Linked DNA regions of Homo sapiens: all the other regions are linked to region 2. The links are chromatin contacts, found by Hi-C or POLR2A ChIA-PET in ENCODE. All regions are on one chromosome and are shown on one strand. The core of a region is the stretch at or near the end of the contact, and the rest is flanking DNA. Distances in the headings are between cores, read along the strand shown.

What was found. A loop is a pair of places that touch in the nucleus more often than their neighbours do. ChIA-PET counts read pairs that join two places held with the same protein, here RNA polymerase II (POLR2A). Pooled maps may share reads with other maps.
Region 1: a pooled map shows a loop between it and region 2 (2.3-fold over the local background). The contact joins the promoter of LINC01186 here to the promoter of KDM6A in region 2. A Hi-C loop is called at or near these places in 2 of 50 pooled maps. POLR2A ChIA-PET finds 5 or more read pairs at or near these places in 2 of 52 experiments (A673 and CD8-positive, alpha-beta memory T cell).
Region 3: a loop to region 2 is called in a map of ascending aorta, with 7 times the contacts of the local background. The contact joins the promoter of ZNF674-AS1 here to the promoter of KDM6A in region 2. A Hi-C loop is called at or near these places in 3 of 168 maps with a recorded cell type or tissue (ascending aorta and naive thymus-derived CD4-positive, alpha-beta T cell) and 10 of 50 pooled maps.

The regions. Positions count from the first base shown.
Region 1 is chrX:46,325,729-46,329,983 of GRCh38, forward strand. LINC01186 (long intergenic non-protein coding RNA 1186) reads right to left here and starts at 1,946. Exons shown (of 2, transcript NR_110388.1): 1 at 1,823-1,946; 2 at 196-726. RefSeq lists an enhancer at 1,218-2,417.
Region 2 is chrX:44,870,601-44,874,608 of GRCh38, forward strand. It overlaps KDM6A (lysine demethylase 6A), which reads left to right and starts at 2,588. Exons shown (of 30, transcript NM_001291415.2): 1 at 2,588-3,112; 2 at 3,324-3,387. The coding sequence starts at 2,952. RefSeq lists silencers at 1,778-2,277, 2,528-2,757, 3,098-3,357, 3,398-3,477, 3,488-3,587.
Region 3 is chrX:46,543,008-46,547,202 of GRCh38, forward strand. ZNF674-AS1 (ZNF674 antisense RNA 1) reads left to right here and starts at 2,483. Exons shown (of 2, transcript NR_015378.3): 1 at 2,483-2,620; 2 at 3,459-4,195. ZNF674 (zinc finger protein 674) reads right to left here and starts at 2,414. Exons shown (of 6, transcript NM_001190417.2): 1 at 2,364-2,414; 2 at 1,494-1,604. RefSeq lists enhancers at 1,788-2,987, 2,603-2,752.

The DNA.
Region 1 (4,255 bases), core at 696-3,195, 1.5 Mb after region 2:
GTGAGTCACTTACTTGCTTTTGGATGGAACGCTGCAGAGTGTGCTGTCATTGTGATATCTTTTTTTCCCTCATGCATTCTCAGCATTGCCAGCCTTGGCTTTGCTCATTAGATAAATAATAGAGTAAAATTCATGCAGTGGCCCCACAATCACTACTCCAGGGAGAAATGGAGGCGGGGAGGGGAGATGGTGGTCCATAAAGACCTGGGCTAGTGAATTTGGTGTTTTTGTTTGTTGGTCTTTAAATAAATGAACTTAAAATAAGATTTTCCAAATTTGAAAATAGATGCCTTATAGAGTAGATTTCTTATGCAACAATATAAAAATAAGAAATTAAATCTGGGAACGAGACTTAATTCTCCAACATGATTTTGTTTTGAAGTTCAGCCTCTTCAATGAGATGCAGGTATGGGGGAAGGGCTCCATTTAAAGAGCCCAAATTCCTATCTGTTACTTCAGATATCAGGTCAGATTAGTACTTTTAGAAAGTTTAACAGACCCCTTTGATGCAACAGGAAAGAAAAACAAGCTCTCTAAGCAGGAAAATTCAGGACATCCTTTTTCTTAGTTTTACGTGATGCAGTGAGTCACTTAGAGACTCTCAGGAAAATAAGCCCAGGATGGCCATCAAGATTAGGGAACATACTGGCCCAAACAGCTGCAGAGCAAGTAGCTTCTCTGTCCCTGGTTCCCATCCTCCTAGTGTTTTCTCTTTAGGGCCAAGTGCTGTAAGAGAGAAAAGAACAAGATGACAAGGTCAAGACAGCCTCTTTGTAATCCTTCTCAAATCACCGAGAAACAAATCAACCACGATTGTATGCATTTTGATGTGACAGGGAAATAAAGTAAGGTAGAATATTGTGGAGGTTTGGGGGGCAACTTTGACCAAAGATTCTCAAGTTCATCTCACTCTCTTGGGTTAAAAAAGCATGTGAAGCCAGAAGTTTGAGACCAGCCTGACCAACATGGAGAAACCCCATCTCCACTAAAAATACAAAAATTAGCCGGGCGTGGTGGCACATGCCTGTAACCCCAGCTACTTGGGAGGCCAAGGCAAGAGAATTGCTTGAACCCGGGAGGCAGAGGTTGCAGTGAGCCGAGATCGCGCCACTGCACTCCAGCCTGGGTGACAGAGTGAAACATTGTCTCAAAAAAAAAAAAAATTCAGAAAGCAAAATTTCTTGCCCCTGTAAATTCACACTTCAATAGAAAACTATTGCCTGTAGTACGTGCTTTCAGGCGTTATCTGATTCTGATTCTACTGGAGCTATTTGCCACTCCCTAAGTTGTAGGTCACTGATAGATATGCAAATCCTGTCCTATCTGGTTCAATTGACTTCCTTCCCCCTGTGTGTGTGGCGGCGGGGGCGGGGTGGGGGGCAATAAACAGTTTGCTTCCATTTGCAATTCATCTCTAAATTCCTTTACTCCACATAAATTGGGGCTGTTTCTTTTTTAAACCAGTTATAACATCTGCCTGGCTCTCTCAGTTATGTAAGTAAAATAAAGTCTTTAACACATGTTCGTTTTTATATCTGTATAACGGTCACGATTTTACCTCTTTCTGGAAATTACCTTTTAACACCCTTGTGAGATTTCTTTCTTAGGTAGCAGCAGCAGGAGACCTGGTGGAGGACCTTCAGTCTAGAGAAGACCAGTACCAGGCCATCCGGTCTATAGGTAAAGAGCAGATGCCTCCCACAGAGCTGTGCTCCACAGAAGAAACAAAGGGGCTCTTCGAAAGGGACATGTCCCTTCTCCCACCTGCCTCCCTTCCAACCTCCCAAATTAACACCACCATCTAAAACAAGAATTTGGTCACCTTTCGGAAGGCATCTTTCCCGTTTTAGAAGGGGTTACTTCTGGATCCTCTCTCAACTTGCTGGTTTCCCACGCTCTCGACTTGCAGTTTCACCCAGTGGGCAGGGCTGGGTTTCTGTTAGCCTGGCTGCAACCTCCTGCGCCCTGCCAACACACAATGATCAGTGGCATTCCTGGAATTCCTGACATAGCAGAGAAGCCAGGCTTGGCCCTGCAAATGCCCTTGAACTGCAGTTCTGACCCCAGTGGGGCATTTTATCTTTTATTCACAGCCAGAGGTTAGGACCTATTTATGTAAATCCTCTGCCAAGGGTCGATTCATCTTGACCCCCTGGTTTTCATTTCTCTAATTGTCCCAGGTATTTTTTAGACCCCTTGGAAACTCTTCATTCAGTGAAAAACCTTGGGGTCAGTAAGAATGCGGTAACAAAGGAAAGGGGGTGGGGGCCTGGAAGAGTTGAGGAGGCTTCCTTTGAAGTGTTGTAAAGAAGCTTTCAGAGGCCACCCAGTTTACAAAGTAAAAACAGCAATGACCTCATGCACCCCATTTTATTCACGGAAAATAAGCTTTCTTGAAATGGTGTCTTCACCTAAGAAGTTTCTTAGAGCATGCATTGTTCAATTTTGTTTCCTAAAGCACACATTGTCCAATCTCAGTGGTGGTAAGGGGTTGGGGAAGGAGCTGTCAGAATTGCGGGCCTTTGGGCAGGTGGTGGCTCCTCAGACAATTGTTCCCACTTAATGGGCCCAGGATCCCTCCCAGATTTGCATTTTAAAAGGGGGCACTGCCTCCCCAATAGTGAGAAAATACTTGATCCCTGAGAATTGACCCAGGTGACAGAAATTTCAGGCCACATGGAAAGCCAGCAGGGGAGATACTTGGAGGTCAGCAGGGCTTTTGGAGGCCTTCAAATAATTCTTGATTGAGGGCCTTGTGCTCTAACCTCCAACTCACAGTAATAAAGGGAAGGAATTGCTTGGAAAACAGCCCAACTGTTTTACAACCCTAACAGCAAATTTTACTTTTTCACTAACTGAATTTTCATGTACGTTTTAAGCCAGTTGGATTTTTTTAATGCTCTATTTTCAATAGAAAGATGGGGGAAAAAAATCTTCTCTTAAAAAACTATTTTTCTTCATTTTCTGTCAACTTTTTATTACGAAAAACTTCAAACATGCAGAAAAGTTGAAAGAATAGCACAATGAAAACCCCTATACCCACCATTGAAATTTGACAAATGTTAACCTTCTGGTATATTTGCTTTATCTATATACACAGCTATATATACAGATTTGCTTCATGAATATATACTTTTTTTTTTGCTGATCTATTTAAAAGTAAATTAAATTAAAAGTGACATCATGACACTTCATCCCAAATACTTCAGCTTGCATCATTCTAATATAAGTTAATTCTCTTATATAACTATTGTACAATGATTACCTCTAAGAAAATCGACAGTAATTGCCTAATACCACCTAACTCTCAGAATACCCAGTCCACATTCAAATCTCCTCAACCTGTACTATGTCTTGTAGCAGTTTCTTAATTAAACCAAAATCCAATCACAATTCATACATTTGGTTTTTTTAGTCTTTTTGGAATAGTCCCTCTACTTTTTAAAAATGACATTGTGTTTTTGAAGAGACTTTGTAGAAAGCCCCACATTCTAGATTTGTCTGATCAATTGTGTGTGGTGGTGTTCTTGTTCTGCCCCACCAGATTTCCTGCAATGAGTTCAATTGTGTTTGTCCCCCAAAATTCATATGTTGAAGCCCTAACCGCCAGTACCTCAGAATGTGACTTTATTTGGAAATAGTCACTGTAGACATAATTGGTTAAGATGAGGTCATACCAGAGTAGGGTAATAGGGTGGGTCCCTAATCCAATATGACTAGTGTCCTTATAAAAAGGGGAAATTTGGAGATAGACATGCACATATAAGGGGAATGCCCTGTGGACATGAAGGCAGGGATCAGAGTGACACTTCTACATGTCAAGGAATGTGAAAGATTGCTAGCAAACTACCAGAAACTAGAAGCAAGTGAAGGGGGCCAGAATATGCCACCCCCAAACATGTCACTCAAAAAGGATGGTTTTGAGCTGAAGGCAATTAGCTCTCTGCCCTTCCTGCTTCTGACTAAAAGCAGGACATAAATTTCCAGTTGTAAGGTGTCTCCCTCTCCTGTACTAGGAAAACTCTTAGCACCTGAGATGTCTCCTATCTAAATAGCAAGACAATCCTTATTTACCATACATTTCCCATAACTTACCACCCTCCAAAAAGCCCAAAACCTCCTTTCCTTTTGTCTAGTTTAGGATGGTATGTAAGCCCCAAATTCTAACGCTTCCTTGAGTCACCCTCATTTGTTAACTTTTGTGTGTATGTATATAATTAAATCTATCTTTTTCTCAGGGTAACCTGTCTTCTTT
Region 2 (4,008 bases), core at 1,338-3,837:
ATGTTCTCAAGGTCGCACAGCCTGTGTAGAGCAAGGATTCGAATCCAGGTCTGCCTCACTCCAACTCCCACCCATTGCATCCACTCCTTGCTGTTCTGCTATTACATAGTAATAGCGGGAAGAAAAGTGTTGAGGTGTGGAGAGTGGGTAGCCTTTTTTTTCTGAGACGGAGTCTCGCTCTGTCACCCAGGCTGGAGTGCAGTGGCGCGATCTCGGCTCACTGCAAGCTCCGCGCCATTCTCCTGCCTCAGCCTCCCGAGTAGCTGGGACTACAGGCGCCCACTACCACGCCCGGCTAATTTTTTGTATTTTTAGTAGAGACGGGGTTTCACCGTGGTCTCCATCTCCCGACCTCGTGATCCACCTGCCTCGGCCTCCCAAAGTGCTGGGATTACAGGCGTGAGCCAAAGCGCCTGGCTGCCTTTTTTTTTTTTTTTTTTTTTGAGACAGAGCCTCACTCTGTCCCCAGGTTGGAGTGCAGAGGTGCAATCATGGCTCACTGCAACCTCCACCTCCCGGGTTCAAGCGATTCTTCTGCCTCAGTCTCCCGAGTAGCTGGGACTACAGGCGAGCGCCACATGCTCGACTAATTTTGTTTTTTGTATTTTTAGTAGAGGTGGGGTTTCACCACATTGGCCAGGCTGCTCTCCAACTCCTGACCTCGTGATCCGCCCGCCTCGGCCTCCCTTTGCAGGCGTGAGCCACAGAGCCCGGCCGGGATTGAGTAGCCTTATAATCCTTGAAAAGGACCTGAGTCAGGAACTGCTAACTTCAGGGAGATAGTCAAATACCAGCAAAATGTCTATCTGTGCTTGTGCAAGTGTGTGTGTATGTGTGTGTGTGTGTGTGTGTGTATGAGAGAGTGTGCGAGCGAGTTACTGGGGTCAAAATTTCCTTGGCTTTAAATGTCACCATTTGTGACAAAGTTAACAATGTATTAATTTAGCCGTAGAAAAGATTTGGCCCTTTGTACACACTCATTCAAGCAAAATGGAGTATCATAAAGGGAAAGGTGTTTCAGAGGAAGTAATTAAACATGAACTATAATCTATACAAAACTACAGTTTGTTCGTCTAGTTACTAGTCTCAGGGGAACAATTTAAAACTGTGTGCAAAATCAGTTGGGATTCCCATAGCTTCCCGCTGAATACTGGTAGGAATTACTGGGTCAGCACTGAATTGTCTTCGTCATATTTTGAAATCCAAGTTTAAATATATAATTTTTATTGGTTACAGGTGGAAAACCTATTGAAAATATAAAAAACTCCGTTTATAAACAGAATCTTGTCCTTATATGTCTATCAATTTTTTCCTATCCCTGTTATAAGACATACAGCTTAGTAAATAAATTTGCCTTTTGAGAAGAGTAGTCGAAAGGCCTATTTTTTTTTCACCTATAGTAAAGATTAAAAGTCAGACTAAAGCCTTTCCCCTGCACCTGAGAGACAGAACAACAAAATGTTACTGTTGTCTAGGGGTTACAAACCTGCAGGTTTTGGGGGATAGAAAGGATTTCTTGGGCCACCAGCTGTGATGATTTAATTATGTCTTCTCTCAGGTCTGTCCACAAGCAGCCCCTACTTTTGTAAGAAGGCTCCACTGAAATCATGGCAATAGAACCCAACATTCTGCAGATCCCGCTTCACAATTTCTCATTGCTTTTTCTTGTAAGACTGTAATGAACTACTGATAAGACACAGGGTAAACACAGCACGAAAATCTGGCCCCAAAGTGCCGCCAACAGACAGACCTTTGGCGGTGGGGAGCCATGGTCGGCAAGCCAGGCCCCGCGGGCGACTCTTCATTCCCTCCGGCCTGGGGCGTATGGGCGGGGGTCAGGGGAGCCCTTCCCCCTTCACTTTCGGCGCGGGTGAGGTGATCGGGGCTGCCAGCGCAGGTCTGGCCTAGGGCGGCACCCGGACCGCGGGGCACGGGACCGGCAGCCGCTCCCCGAGCGCCCTCCTCGCGGAGGCCATTATTTCCAGCAGTGCCAAAAGTCTGAGCCTTCTTCGGAGGGCAGAGGTCGAGGGCCGTGCGCCGCCTCCCGGCTACGCGACCTGTACCAGGCCCTGTGGGGTCCCGGGACCCCTGGAGCGCGCGCGGGACGGCCGGAGCCGCGGTCTGGGCACATCCCAGAGCTCGCGGGCAGGCAAATGCCGTCCTTGGCGTCTTCGCCCGCCGCTCGCGCCCGCCGCGGGCGGTGCCGGACCTCGCCCTTCCCCACCACTCCCCTCCCCCTCCAGAGCCCGCCGCGGTTCCCGAGGTGACACGGCCCGGACCCTCCATTCTCTGCCCCAGTGTATTTAACCAGCACAACCTAACAGGAAGCTCCCTCTCGGTGACAACCCTTCCCCCGACAGACGCGCCCAGCAGCCAACCACCGGCTAGAATTGGCCTGCGTCCCGCTCCCATCTCGGTGGCGGCCTCGGTGGGCGGGGCTCGGGCAGCTAGCAAGTTAAGTGGAGCCACGGCTGACGTGAGTCAACAAAGGTCACGTGAGGCGTGCGGGCCGCGCCGATTGGTGGCGCCAGCCGGGCGGGGAGGGGGGGTCACGGCGGCGGCGTGGGGTTCGCTGTGTGACACAATTACAACAACTTTGTGCTGGTGCCGGGGAAGTTTGTGTCTCCAACGAATCCCCTCAGTGCTCCCCAGCCCCGCGCGCTCCGGCCGTTCCCGCCGTCCCCGCCTGTGGCTGCCCCCTGCCCAACCCCGCGATGTGACCCTACAGCCGAAAGCCGCCGCTGCCGACCCGGGGGCTCCGCAGCCCCTGCCGCCGCCGCCGCCGCCTTCACCGCCGCCGCGTTGGGATTTTTCGTCGCCGCCGCCCGCGGCGGAGGAGGAGGCGGCGATAAAGTTGGTGTGCTGGTCCCGCGCGCAGATTGGGGGCGTCACTGCGGGCCCCGGTCCGAGGGGGGGTGTCGGCGTTGGAGTTGTGAATTCGCTGCGTTTCCATGAAATCCTGCGGAGTGTCGCTCGCTACCGCCGCCGCTGCCGCCGCCGCTTTCGGTGATGAGGAAAAGAAAATGGCGGCGGGAAAAGCGAGCGGCGAGAGCGAGGAGGCGTCCCCCAGCCTGACAGCCGAGGAGAGGGAGGCGCTCGGCGGACTGGACAGGTACGGGCCGCCGTCACTCGCCCGGTCGGCTCCGGACGGGCAGTAGCCGCTCTCCCGGGAGGACCGAGCGCGGCTTGTCTCTGGCGGCGGCGGGGCGGGCACCTCGGTTTGGCGCTCTTCGCGCCGCCTCCGCTGGGGCCTCGGGCTCGGGCAGGGACGGGTCGGTGGCGTTCCCTGAGCGTTAACGAGTAAACTGTGTCTGTCTCCACAGCCGCCTCTTTGGGTTCGTGAGATTTCATGAAGATGGCGCCAGGACGAAGGCCCTACTGGGCAAGGTAAGGCAGCTGCGAGTCGGAGCGCGGACACCGTCTCCCTGGCCGGCGCCGCGCTCGCCCCGGGCCCCGCGGCCGGGTCTGTGCTCATTGTGGCCACGGACGATGGTCGAGGGGCTTCCGGAAACTATTTCCTGCCTCTGCTCTCCCCCCACCCCCGGGTACCCTGCTTGCTCCCTTGCGAAATCGCTCTTTTCCTCTTGTAGCTGGAGGAACAGAGACGGGATCGCTTTGGGGCCGGGCTCAACTGGGTCGACACAACTGCCTGCTATTTTACAGCTTTTTGAGGGTAGGCCGATGATCTTCGAGGTGCCTGTTTAGGGTCAAGGGATCGTGAGTGTGTTCAGATTTTCCCAAATTTCGGACTTAACTTGCCTCTACGGGTTTAAAAAAATTCTTTTCCTTCAAGCAGGCTGTTCGTGATGCCTACTGCTAACCAAATGTTTTAGGCTTTCTTGTGTCCCCGCTCCCAGAAGGGGGAAGTTTCACGGAGTTTAGGTCGGTGAAGAGTTTGCATTGGGCTGTTGACATGTATCTCGATTGCAGTGTGTGTTACCTGAAGTTAGGTGACTTGTTTACTTTTTGGGTCTTTTTGGCATAGAAATACCGTAGTTATTTGTAAAC
Region 3 (4,195 bases), core at 1,233-3,732, 1.7 Mb after region 2:
TGGCATGATCTCAGCTCACTGCAACCTCCACCTCCCGGGTTCAAGCGATTCTCCTGCCTCAGCATCCCAAGTAGCTGGAATTATAGGCATGCACCAACATGCCCAGCTAATTATTTTTGTATTTTTAGTAGAGACGGGGTTTCATCATGTTGGTCAGGCTGGCCTCAAACTCCTGACCTCAGGTGATCCATCCGCCTCAGCCTCCCAAAGTGCTGGGATTACAGGCATGAGCCACCGCGCCTGACCTCAAACAGCATTTATTCAAATGCTGACATTGGTTACATTGTTCGGTGATTTTAATTTTCTTGTTTATTTGCATTTTTGACAAGGAATATTAATTACTAATGAAACAAAAATTAAAATTTATTAAAAAATCACTTCTTATCAAACAGAGCCCTAGAGGTGAAAAGACACTCTCCAAGTGTGTATGAGTAAGATCTCTTCATGTGGTTTGGAGGAAGGAGCCCAACCAGGGCTCAAAGGGCCGCAGGGAAGGAGAGGTGTGGGGCTGGGTGGGTAACAGCCAAGCACTGTCAGTTCTGTGAGGGGCTGAAAACCACTGTGCCTGCTTCCCTGCATCCACCTCTCTAACTGGCCACCTACCCTGCTCCCACCCCACCACTTCCTCCTTTCCCATGATTTGCATTTTGATTGCCATGCTCCTCCTTCTTTGGCAGATTTTCAAAAGAAAGTTCCAGCAAGGAGATTCTGTGCAGAGTAACCATTTCATACTGCAGCAATCACTGTGATACCATCAGGACAACAGGGTTCAGCTCCGTGTAGCTTAGCAGGTCATGTCCCCTGGCCCACTTTCATTAAGCATTGAAATAAGGCAGCAGAGCTGGATGACAGCATACCTAGAGACTACTCTGAAATTCTATAAACTAAAAATATATTTTCTGCACTTTGGTCAGGATGAACGGACACTCAGCATTTCCCCTGGAAGCAGGTGCCTGGTTGATGGTGTGGGGCTGACTCAAATTCAGAAATAGCCAATGGCAAGAGAAGGAAGCATGGGGGTGCACAAATAGGTGTGCTAGGAGAGGCCAATCCTCTGTGGCTGGCTGTGATCCTTCCCAGCCTCATCCCGCCTTTGCAGGTACTACAGCAGGGCACCTGCCCCCATGGGGGACATCCATGCCTCCATCCACCTGTGACTTTCACCTGTCCCTCCTCCAGCAGGAATCAAACTGCACTGTCACATGGTCCTCCATGGCACCTGGAAGTAGAGCCAGCTTTGCTCTGTCTCAGCTGAAGTGAGGGACAAAGGCCACTACGGGTCCAGCTCTTCTAGGACCTGCTGTCCCGTGAGCCTCCTTTGCTCTGAGGATCTGGGTCTGGGCTCTTGCTGAGGCTTCTCCTCCAACTCGCCTCAGCTCAGCGTACCTCTCTTGTGTCCAAGGCGGCAGGACCAAGGGATTCAGAGACAAACACACCCCAGTTGGGGCCATCACTATAGCACTAGATCTCTGCCTGTGACCCAGGGAACTCACCTCTTCCTGGGGCCTCAGCCTAAGTCTTCTGCGACTAAGTGGGGAAGCCGAGGCACAGATAAACTGGAGTCTGAAATCGGTGAGCAGTGGTCTCAGGTCTGCACTCTGACCCTGGAAACACAATGACCACAGGAGATTCAATTAGCAACACCTATGCTCCCTTCCATGCAGTGAAGTTGAGTGAAACCCAAAGGTTTTTACCCAACAGAAGAGGGACAACCCCTCATTCTAGTTTTAAGAGTTAACATTCATGCACAGCTCAATTATCCTCAGTGAGCGAAACCCTGCCTTCCTGAGTCCGGGCTTTGGAATCAACTGACTGGCTGCTGTGCCACTTTTATTCACTGAAGAAATGATTGCCTTCCATGAGCCGGTTCTCCGTGTTGCAAATCCATCAGTGAACAAAATCTCAAATTCCCAGCTCCAGATTTCTAGTCTGGAGGAAGAGACACACTGGAAACAATAAACATGATAAACAAAGTACAGGAAAAGAAAAAGAAAAAGGATTCCTCGGGTTTGCTACCTACGGGACTTTGGACAGGTTGCCAAGCCACACTGTACCGTTTTCTCTCTATAACATGAAAATAATCATCGTAACACCTCACAGGGCTCCTGCTAATGTGAAACATTTGCAAGAGTGTCTGGCAGTTACCACCGGGTGAGGATACAAGCGCTGAGTGACTCAATCAATTAGTCACTCGCTGGCCCCGAACCTCGCCCCCAACACTCACGCCCACCGCCTGTGTCACTCAATCCCCACAAGGACGCTCACCCGTGGCCCCATGACCCCACGGCCCCGTAAACTCCCGTCATTCCTCCCGTCCCCCCTTCCCCCGATCAAAACCATCACCACCTCACCCTCCCGCTTACTTCACTGCCGACAGCCTGAAACCTCAGGGGCGGATGACAACAGCCAGTGTGAACGAAGCGCCACCCTCCGGGTCAGCCGAGCATTTCCGCTTCCCACAGCCCCCTGGGAACGTGAAGTCAAAGCAATGCGCACGCGCAGTGGCTTTGAAGGCGGGGCAACAAAGCCTGTGGCCGATGTGGCGCTCCTCGGCCCGCGCTTCAGTGGTTATGACAGTGTTCGCTCTAAGGGGAGAAGGAATGTGTGACCATTTCCAACGGTAAGTCGTACAAAAGGTCCGGGGAGGCGTACCTGGGCGGCGAGAGGCGAGAGAACTCCGCGCGGGCTTTCCAGTGCCCAGGCCCCTGCCGGCTCCGAAGCCGAAATCCCTTCTTCCACTTCGTTCTCTTGCAGTGGACGTGGGGTGTTCCCACCCCTCTGTCCCCAAGGCCACTGTTTCTGTCTTCCGCTCCTAGGAATAGGAAAAAGAGTCGCGCCTCTGGCATCTGTGGCAGCTCCAGAGCGCGGCCCTCTAGGGTCCAGGCAGGCCACATGGAGCGGGGCCCTAGGCCTGGCTCAGAGCGTCCTAAGAGCAACAGGTCTGGCTCAGTCGGGGAAGTGGCCTGGAAGAGGGGCTTTGGAGCCGGGCTTCAGAGCCAGCAACCTCCCGAAGTGAGGGAAGAAAGCCTCATTCTGATTGTTCTCTACCCAGTGGTGGGGCTCCGGTTCCTAGGATCTTAGACACCCTGGGAGAATCTGGATTTTACTTTTTAGCGGAGAGGTGTTTTCTCTGAGAATGCCAGCCAGTGGCAACATGGCCCGCTAAAAAGGCCTGTAGTAAACTTGAGGAAAGTTTTCTGTTTCCTGTCTGGGTCTGGGAGAAAGAGAACAAGTGTTGTTCTCCATGCTTACTATGCCTGCCTGGTCACCAAGCGGGCCTCTTTGGGTCAAGTATGACAGAGTCTCCCTCAGGTACACAGCAAACCCTTCTGTGCTAGAGCCAGCTGGTGCCAGACACTGTTCATAGATGTGTCCAAGACATTTGTGTAATCTATCAGACACGTATTTAATTTCCATTTGAACATGAGTGTTTTTCCTCTTTCTCTTTCTCCTCTCAGGTTAACTTGCATTCCCCAGATAGTTTGGATGAGTTACAACCTAAATCTGCAAACTCAATACAGCCAGACCCTGGGAAGTGACTCTCTCCAAGCCTCCTGTACAAGTCCCAGGAAAAGAGCCTGTTTTCCCTTGGACATGTGAGCAGTGAATTACTGCTCATTCAGAATTTCATGTGTATGTGTTACTGATGGCCAGGTTTAGAGATACCAACCTATTTATTTCTAGAGGAGAGGTGATTTGATAACCTTTTCAGATATCACTATCAGTAGGCAGAAAAGGGTTAATAGTATGATAGGGTTAATATGTCCTGAGGAGAGTAAAGAAATTGCAAACTGCAGAAGCACCTGATCTGTGGCCCTGGCCAGCATCTCTCCATATCCTGATTCTGTAAGATCAAGTGTTTATGCAGAAAGAGAAGGGACTGATGATTTGAATGTGACCAGATGCAGGGCATGCCCTTATTGCCATGCCAGCATTTGCTATTCATGATGTTAGTATTCAAAAATCAAGAAACACCCTTCCTGGGCCATTGGTGTCTACTAATCCATTGGAAGAAAAGACTGGAATCCACCACTTACTAGCTTCTTGGGCCTCAGTCCCCTCTTTTCTGCCATAGCTAAGGACCACCTAACCTAGATGGCTGTTGTTATTGTTCAAAGGGACATCTTTAGAGCCTCAAGCCCAGGAATAGCCCGTGGCAGGCACCTGGTAAATGTTAGTTTTCATTGTCCTATCC